Linked DNA regions of Homo sapiens: region 1 is linked to region 2. Evidence: read pairs that join two places in POLR2A ChIA-PET (ENCODE). Cell type or tissue: K562. All regions are shown on one strand. Links, peaks and the distances in the headings refer to the core of each region. The heading gives the core; the rest is flanking DNA.

The links. Peaks named below come from ENCODE experiments on the same cell type or tissue, not always from the same donor. Only the 100,000 strongest peaks of a DNase experiment are listed, where the experiment ranks them.
Region 1: POLR2A ChIA-PET joins it to region 2 with 7 read pairs; 6 of 35 experiments call an interaction of 5 or more read pairs at or near these places.

The regions. Positions count from the first base shown.
Region 1 is chr9:135,950,148-135,954,618 of GRCh38, reverse strand. It overlaps UBAC1 (UBA domain containing 1), which reads left to right. Exons shown (of 10, transcript NM_016172.3): 3 at 866-939. Among named protein-coding and RNA genes, the nearest start is that of UBAC1, 9.0 kb to the left of the region's middle. RefSeq lists a silencer at 4,002-4,285. In K562, for the core only: a CTCF peak has its summit at 1,679; DNase peaks (open chromatin) are centred at 1,678 and 2,458.
Region 2 is chr9:135,864,837-135,869,097 of GRCh38, reverse strand. It overlaps CAMSAP1 (calmodulin regulated spectrin associated protein 1), which reads left to right. Exons shown (of 17, transcript NM_015447.4): 4 at 2,562-2,642. Among named protein-coding and RNA genes, the nearest start is that of CAMSAP1, 41 kb to the left of the region's middle. In K562, for the core only: no CTCF peak of the experiment used is centred there; no DNase peak of the experiment used is centred there.

The DNA.
Region 1 (4,471 bases), core at 1-4,000, 86 kb before region 2:
TGCACAATTATTGGGGCCGTGCTGTGCCTGCCTCCTGGGCCATGGGTCACCTGGGGGTTCGTGCCAGGCCTGGGAGCTTGTACCTCAGCTAGGGCCATGCAGATATCATGCAAAAGTGAGGGAAGGCTGGTGTAGATGCTTGGTTTGGGGGGACCAAAGGAACCCATGCTCTTTTGAGACAGGGTGTCGCTCAGTCACCCAGGCTGGAGTGCAGAGGCACAGTCAGGCTCACTGTTGCCTTGACCTCCTGGGCTCAAGCAGTCCTCCCACCTCAGTCTCCCAAGTAGCTGGGACTACGGGCATGTGCCACCATGCGCAACTATTTTTTATATTTTCGTAGAGATGGGGTCTCGCCATGTTGTCCAGGCTGGTCTTGAACTCCTGGGCTCAAGTGATCCGCCTGCCTCGTGCTGGGATTACAGGAGTGAGCCACTGCACCCAGCTGAAGCCCTGCTCTTCTTCTTTTTTTTTTTTTTTTTTAAGATGAAGTCTTGCTCTGTTGCCCAGGCTGGAGTGCAGTGGTGCAATCTTGGCTCAGTGCAACCTCCGCCTCCCAGGTTCAAGTGATTCTCCTGCCTCAGCCTCCCCAGTAGCTGGGATTACAGGCATGCGCCACCACGCCTGGCTAATTTTTGTATTTTTAGTAGAGATGGGGTTTCACCGTGTTGGCCAGGCTTGTCTTGAACACCTGACCTCAGGTAATTTGCCCGCCTCAGCCTCCCAAAGTGCTGGGATTACAGATGGGAGCCACTGCGCCCGGCCGAATCCCTGCTGTTCTGTTCTCAGGGCATCCAGCACCCTTTATGCCATTTTGTGGATATGAAGTGATAACCAGTGTGTTGGATATACGTGTTGTTTTTTCTAGATGTCCTATTATTGATAAAAAAGCGTGCTCCATCACCACTTCCCAAGATGGCTGATGTCTCAGCAGAAGAAAAGGTAAATTTCAAAGTTTGCAATTGGGGACCTTGGTTGGTAGAAGTCTACATTTAAGAATTACAGGCTGGGTACAGTGGCTCGCGCCTGTAATCCCAGCACTTTGGGAGGCCGAGGCGGGTGGATCACGAGGTCAAGAGATCAAGACCATCCTGGCAAATATGGTGAAACCCCGGCTCTACTAAAAATACAAAAAAAATTAGCTGGGCATGGTGGCTCATGCCTGTAGTCCCAGCAGCTCAGGAGGCTGAGGCAGGAGAATCTCTTGAACCCGGGAGGCAGAGGTTGCAGTGAGCCGAGATCGTGCCACTGCACTCCAGCCTGGCGACAGAGTAAGACTCCATCTCAAAATTAAATAAATAAATACAAACTTAAAAAAAAAAGAATTATAAAGAAGTTCTCTATACTAGTTGTTCACCAACCCACGCATTCGCCATTTACAGTAGATGTGGTTATAAGGGGTTCTCTCTCCCGGCAGAGCCTGTTTAATCCGTGTCAGTCCTGGTCCCTCCCTGCTCACGGGACCAGCACGGAAAACCTGCCTCTGAGTTTTCTGAGACAGAGAGGAGGGTAGGGACACATCCTGCGTGACGGTTCACTCCCGCGCTGCTGTCCGCCTTCACCTGCGTGTGCTCCTGTTCCCTCCTCTTTTCAAGCAGCCAAGTCAGTCCTGACAGAAAAACGGAGGAAAGTGGGTAACCAACCACCACACAGAATAAGGGCTGCGCATGCAGAGAGTGGCCGGTGAGGGAGCACTCGCGACAAGCCCCACCTCACACCGCACAGCCTCAGCATCCCCATCGGAAAATCCAAACGCAGAAATGCAGCGCAGTCTGAAACTTTTTGAGTGCCAAAATGACACTTAATGGAAGTGCTCGTTGGTGCTTTTTGAGTTGATTATTTGGAATGCAAATATTCCCAAATCTGAAAAAACCCGAAATCCGAAACAGTTCTGGTCCCGGGCATTTCAGATGAGGGATACTCAGCTGCACTGTTAATGCTGAGAGAGGCTGAGTTCTGCCTGTCTTGTCTATTTCTTGCAAAACAGAACTGGATGTCGTTGGTGTTTACATTCACTCACACGTTATTGATTCATGGTCTGCACCGTCCACTTGCACGTGTACCTTAGGAACACCGTGCAGTGTGTTGTTTACTGGCTGCCCTAGAAGCTCATGTTTTGGAAAGCTCACTGAGCAGAGGAAGATGCGTTCTGCAAGTGGCGTGTCCTACCCCACAGCAGGGCCTGAGCCCGTGCCGAGCATGGAGCCTGCCAGCTAGAAGGGCAGCCACTTTCCTCTGCTGTCTTTGCATTACTCATCTCAAGGGTAGAATTTCTTACTCGTGCTTTGAAAGGCTAAGGAGAGTGTTCACCCCAGAGAAAGAGCAGGTCAAACTCTTTTGGGCTAGGCCCATGCCTGGTAGTGCATAAGCTATTTTTGGGTTTCATCTGGGACCATGGGTACCCAGGAAGAGCACCCTGGGCTTGGGTCCCCTCCTTATCTTCAGCCACACCTGGCCACGCATGAGTGACACACAGGCTGCCGCCCCACCCATCTGCAGCGGACAGATCTGGGCCTGCCTCCGCCTGTCCCTGAGTCAGGCCTGTTTCTGGGAACTGCTGCAGGCAGCATTCACAGTTCTCAGATTACAGTTTGACCGTTGGTGTTCAGACTTACAGGCCCGTAACTAATATAAACAGCGGGGTCTGACCATACACCCGTTGCCCCACAGCCTCTTGGATGGGTAGCTTGGAGCTAACCTGAGGAGCTTACCTTTTCTCTTCAAATATTTGCAAACTGAAACATTGTAAGATGTCAGTTCATATTTTTATGAATTAATTATTATTATTTTTATTATTATTTTATTATTTTTGAGACAGAGTTTCGCTTTTGTTACCCAAGCTAGAGTGCAGTGGCGTGATCTCAGCTCACTGCAACCTCCGCCTTCCAGGTTCAAACGATTCTCCTGCCTCAGCCTCCCAAGTAGCTGGGGTTACAAGTGCGTGCCACCACGCCCGGCTAATCTTTTGTATTTTTAGTAGAGATGGGGTTTCACCATGTTGGCCAGGCTGGTCTCGATCTCCTGACCTCGGGTGATCCACCTGCCTCGGCCTCCCAAAGTGCTAGGATTACAGGCATGAGCCATTGCGCCTGGCCTACATTAATTTTTAATTTAGTTTTTGTTTTTGTTTTAGAGACAGGATCTCACTCTGTTGCCCAGGCTGCAGTGCAGTGGTACAATTATAACTCACTGCAACCTTGACCTCCTGGGCTCAAGCAGTCCTCCTGCCTCAGCCTCCCGAGTAGCTGGGACCACAGGTGTGTGCCACCACACCCAGATAATTTTTGTATTTATGAATTAATTTTTAAGTCAAAGTGACGTATGTTTTTAAAAGGTCGAATAATACTACAAATCTTTTAATAAAAATTAGCAGTCTTGGCTGGGTGCGGTGGCCCACGCCTGTAGTCCCAGCACTTTGGGAGGCTGAGGTGGGAGGATCACTTGAGTCCAGGAATTTGAGACCAGCCTGGGCAGCATGATGAAACCCTGTCTCTACAAAAAATATAAAAAGTTAGTTAGGCTTGTTGGCACAAGCCAGGCAGTGCACACCAGGCTGGAGTGTGTGGTACGATCTCACCTCACTGCAGCCTCTGCCTCCTGGGCTTAAGTGATCCTTCTCCCTTAGCCCCAGGAGTAAAGCAGCTGGGACTATAGGTGTGTGCCACCACACCTGACTAATTTTTGTATTTTTTGTAGACATGGGGTCTCACCGTGTTGCCCAGGCTGGTCTTGAACTCCTGGGCTCAGGTGGTCTGTTCACCTTGGTCTCCCAAGTGTTGGGATTACAGGCGTGAACCACCATGCCCGGCCCAACCACTCATAACTCTTGTTATTTTTAACAATTCTCTTCCTGATTTATAAATAATATGTGTATATTATTATTCCTTGAATGACCAACTTTAGTCTCTATTGACTTCTTAATGAAGAGGCTATAGTACCTCCCTCTCTCCTCCCTTGAGGGTTAGATCATAATGTTGAAGATCTCAGGGTTTTCATTACTAGTATAATTGAAGTGTGGTTTTCAGCTGTGAGCAAAATAGATTAAGATTATCTATCCTTCTTACACAGCTGTATTTTTCCTGGAATTAATATTTGCCTCTTCCTTTTGTTTGCTTGTTGAGTTTCTTATAGGCTTATCGCTGATTTTTTCATGCTCTTCCACAGAGCCGATAAAGCTTCTGGAAACGTGGTCACAGATGTTAGGTCACTGGGGTGTTCCCTCCCTCCAGATCCCTCTGGCCTGCGCATCTGTCTGAGTCGCTGCCTTCCAGGCCTGCTGCACAGCCTGGCTTTCCTGCCTCTTTCCCGTGTTAGAGTTTGCTAAGTCTATGCAAGTTTTCCGTTGCCACCTAACAAATCGCCACACATGTAGCTGCTTAAAACAGCACTCCGCTTGTAGCTCGCAGTTCTGTAGGGCAGAAGTCTGGCTGGGTGAGCTCAGCTGGTTTCTGTGCTCAGGGTCTCGAGCTGAAAT
Region 2 (4,261 bases), core at 262-4,261:
TACTATATAGTAACCATTTCTAGTTCTTGCATTCTTCCTGGACCTTTTACCCACCCAGGGTTTTGCAGCTTCATGCTTTGGTCATTCGGAAAATTGTTTCACTGAGTTATGTAGATCTTCCAAATGTTGTCACATTTCATGACACAGTATCAAAACTTACATTCATTGATATTGCCAATCTTGGCTGGGCGTGGTGGCTCACACCTGTAATCCCAGCACTTTGGGAGGCTGAGGCAGGTGGATCACGAGGTCAGGATATCGAGATCATCCTGGCTAACACGGTGAAATCCTGTCTCTGCTAAAAACACAAAAAATTAGCCAGGCGTGGTGGTGGGCGCCTGTAGTCCCAACTATTCAGGAGGCTGACGCAGGAGAATGGCGAGACATGGGAGGCGGAGCTTGCAGTGAGCCGAGATCATGCCACCGCACTTCAGCCTGGGCGACAGAGCAAGACACCATCTCAAAAAAAAAAAAAAAAAAAAAAAAAATTGCCAATCTCATCAGAAAAGCCTTTACATGTTAGGAAGTTATCTAGCTTTTGGTGGCAGAAACAAGTTTTCCAAAATTTAAATTTTTTCTGAAATTCAAATTTTATTACTGGAAAAAAGTAGTTTTCTTTTAGTGACAGACATTCATTTAAAAAAAAACAAAAAACACTTCTTTGGTTTTGAGATGATGTCTTAACATGTTTGCAAATGTGAATAACTGGTTTGTTAATGGCTCAGCTTGTAACTCAGTCAGGTGCACAGGTGCATGTCCCGAGGTCACTGATGTCATTTGGACCACAGGAGAGGTGCTTTGTGCCTGCTGACCATGTGGTCATGGAATACAAAAGAAGTTGTACTATAAGGTAGAGATTTAATAAAATATTTTCCATCTGTATCGTTTCCTTCAGCCTAAAAAACTTCTTTTAGCATTTTTTTTTTTTACAAGCAGTTCTACTGAATTCTCTCAGCTTTTTTGTTTTTTTTTCTGAAAAAGACATTTTGCTTTCATTTTCCAAATATACGGCTGGATATAAAATTTTAGGTTGACTGAATTTTCTTTCAGGTGAAAATATGGCTCCATTCTGTTATGCTGCTGGGGTTACTTTGTGGGATGAGGTGGGACTGGGTTCTTGCTCCAACTTTTTAAGACACTGACTTTCAACCGTTGTCTTGTCTGCAGCCTTGTCTCTGGTCTGAGGATGGGAGGCGTCTTGGGGTTGTTTGCAGGGCCCCTGCCTGGCATCTCTTCTCCAGCACTGGGGCTGCACTGGCTCTGCTCTGTGTAGGTTTCCCTTGCTTACAGGGTTCCCCTCTTGCCTTGTTTGTCCTGTGGATTTTCAGCTTTTAAATTATCTTTTCTGTATTATTTTCACAGGGATCAGAGTTACAAGCAAATGTTTGATTTACTCTGTTTAGTCTTCTTGATTTTTTGGTAATTTATATTTTCCTTTAAAATGTTAGTTTCATTAAAAATTTCAAATTAATTTACATTTTAAGAAGGATGTGTTTTTACGTGGTGCTTTTTTAGTGGCTTCGACTTTCCTCCAAAAATATGACTGTTTCATGTTATGTATTGGTATTTTCATTCATTTTCTTGATTAGCTTTACAGACTTTTTTTTTAAAAAAAAAAAAGAGGGGGGTCTTGCTGTGTTGCCTAGGCTGGCGTGCGGTTTTTGGACTCAAGTGATCTTCGTGCCTCAGCCTTCCAAGTGGCTGGGATGATACGTGTGAGCTGCCACACTCGTCCTTTGCAAAGGACTCTTTTAATCATGCATACAAAACTTGGTTGTGGATTTAAATATCCTTTCTTCTACTTTCTCATTGATTGAATTTTACATTATCTATATTTTTTTTGTCTTTATTTTTAAAAACAGTTTTTCGTACTCCTGATTTGATGTGCATGGTGGACTCCTTTGTCTGTGTTGTTTGATGACGAAGCATTCAGCTCTGTGTCTTTTTGTCTGATCATGGCTTTTACCTAGCCCCTTTAAGCACTGCTGAGTGTTTTTCTCCATACTTTATGATTGCAATTTTGATATTGAGTTAGTAATTACAGGAGAGAATACTTAAATTTCTAAGAAGTTGAATTAATTTTTAAGGGGTGTATAGTTAAACTTTTATAATTAGATTTGGTTTGGTATGATTTTTGCATGGTCTGGGATGTGTGACCCATCCTGTCACAAGTTAGGCTCTTTAGTGAGGTGTCTCCACCAGATTGTTTTGTAAGTGGCATTTGCTGTTGGTGTTGGAGAAGCTTAGCTGTTTGACAGTACTTGTGTGGTGAGTGACCACTGCCAAGATGTAGTGACTCTGCCCCGCAGTGACGGGGGAGCACTGCGCTGGCATTGGGGTGGGGGTCGGGGGCAGGTGGTTTCCTGGTGGTAGCAGGCGGACCTTGTTGTGGATCATGTGGAATCCGTGTACTTCTGTATCTGTGTAATTGGCCTAAACAATACCTATGTCTAGGAGTCAGAGGTGAATCAGGTGAAGTGGGGGTCTCTGGGGGATAATTGTGGAGATACAATTGTGCGGGACAGCAATTACCTCTTTAATGCATTTCTCTTCTACTTTAGGTAAATCTTAAAATGAGAGAGATAACAGAGAAAGAAGTTAAATTAAAACAACAGTTATTGGAAAGTCCAGCTCATCAAAAGGTAAAGGGTAAATTTAATTTTTCTGGAATGCACTAAGTTAATGTTGGTCCCAATTTTAAAGAATTCTGTTAGTTCCCACTATTTGCTTATTCTCTATTTTTACTCACCAAAGAAGCAGCTAGTCTCTTGGATTCACCTGGTGGGCTGATTCTCCACACCTCAGTGAGATGTGACCACGGCAGCCTGCCCCGCCTCTCCTGGGAAGGGGTGTTTTGTATTGCACTTTATGGTGCGTGAGGGTATTTGGGGGAATTGGGAAGCTTGAGTGAGGGACGTAGGGCCCACCTGGGTGCTAGCTTCCACAAGTCAACAAACAAGGGGGAAATTGCCTGTTGCTAAAGATGCCCTCGAAAAGTCCTTAAGTGGCTCATGAGGTACAGCGTAGCTGGTGGTGTACCTGTGTGCCTGTGCCATGATTCTGCTGGATGAACCCTACGTGCCTACTGAAGTAGCACGATGGCTGGGCTGCACCTTCCAGCCATTAGCCTTTTTCTTCCTCTGACGTTATTTTCTCTTTTGCAAGCACATGTGTGACTGAATTCACTCAGTTCAGTGCACACAAGATGCAGCCCGACCATCTATAAGGTCTCGCCTTTGAAGGGCAGTGTGCTGCCTTCCCCTGTTCCTTCTTCCCCCTCCAGTGGCACCAGCCCCTGGCCATGCATTTGTTAGCTGGGTGGGTGGGTGAGTCAGGCCGCCTGGTATGCCTCCCTCATCTGGATCTTAAGCATTGAGCTTCCTCCCTGTTCCTCAGATGGTCATGTTTAACACATGGGTACAGACTAAGCACTAGACCCTTCCCGCGTCAGAGCTGACTTCTTGCCTTTTGGTACCCAGCCCATACCAAGTTTCCGAAGTTTTCTTTGCTACTGCAAAGAATAGTGTTGTGGAGGTGACTCGTGATCTTCCACTTTAATCATCTGCTAATACAACATGACTATGGCCACGTACACTTAGAAGACTTTGCTTACCAGAGGCTCTCCCGCCTCTGCCGTGTAAACGCCGTGGGGAAGTGTGTGTTACCTCGTCCACACGTGGACCTGCTCTGCTGATGCTCCTCTCCTGCCTTCCTTCTCTCGCTTCCTGAGCAGTCTCCCTCCAAGTGGTATTGGAAGTTAGTGCCTGTAAGTGAACCCCAAGCCGCCAGCTGCCATCTACAGAGCCATCCTGTCGCGATCACTTGCTTCCATTAAAAACTGCTCGCACCCAAAACTGTTTTTTTGTTGTTGTTGTTTAAATGTCCCACCTTGGAGTTATTTATATAGTACAAGAATTGGCCTGATTCTGAGCCGAATAGGCCTTGTAATATGGCACTTTGGAACTCTTAAGTTACATTTCGCCCAGTTTCCTAGTTACTTCTTTAAGTGATCAACGTGCACGTAATGAGAGGGCATTTTTGTGATAGATACAGAGGGAATGAGAAGTGGTCTAGTTGCCCAAGTTACTCTGTATATTTTGTTCTTTCTGATGTTACCTTGCCTGACTGTGGTATGTAATGTGACATCTGTTAGGAGCCATCAGCTGGGTGGTCCAGGTATGCGGGTGATGCACCTGGTGGACTAGGGCTGGAGGGCTGCAGAGAGGGGCTCTCACCAGCATGTCAGATTCCTCTGTTCTCC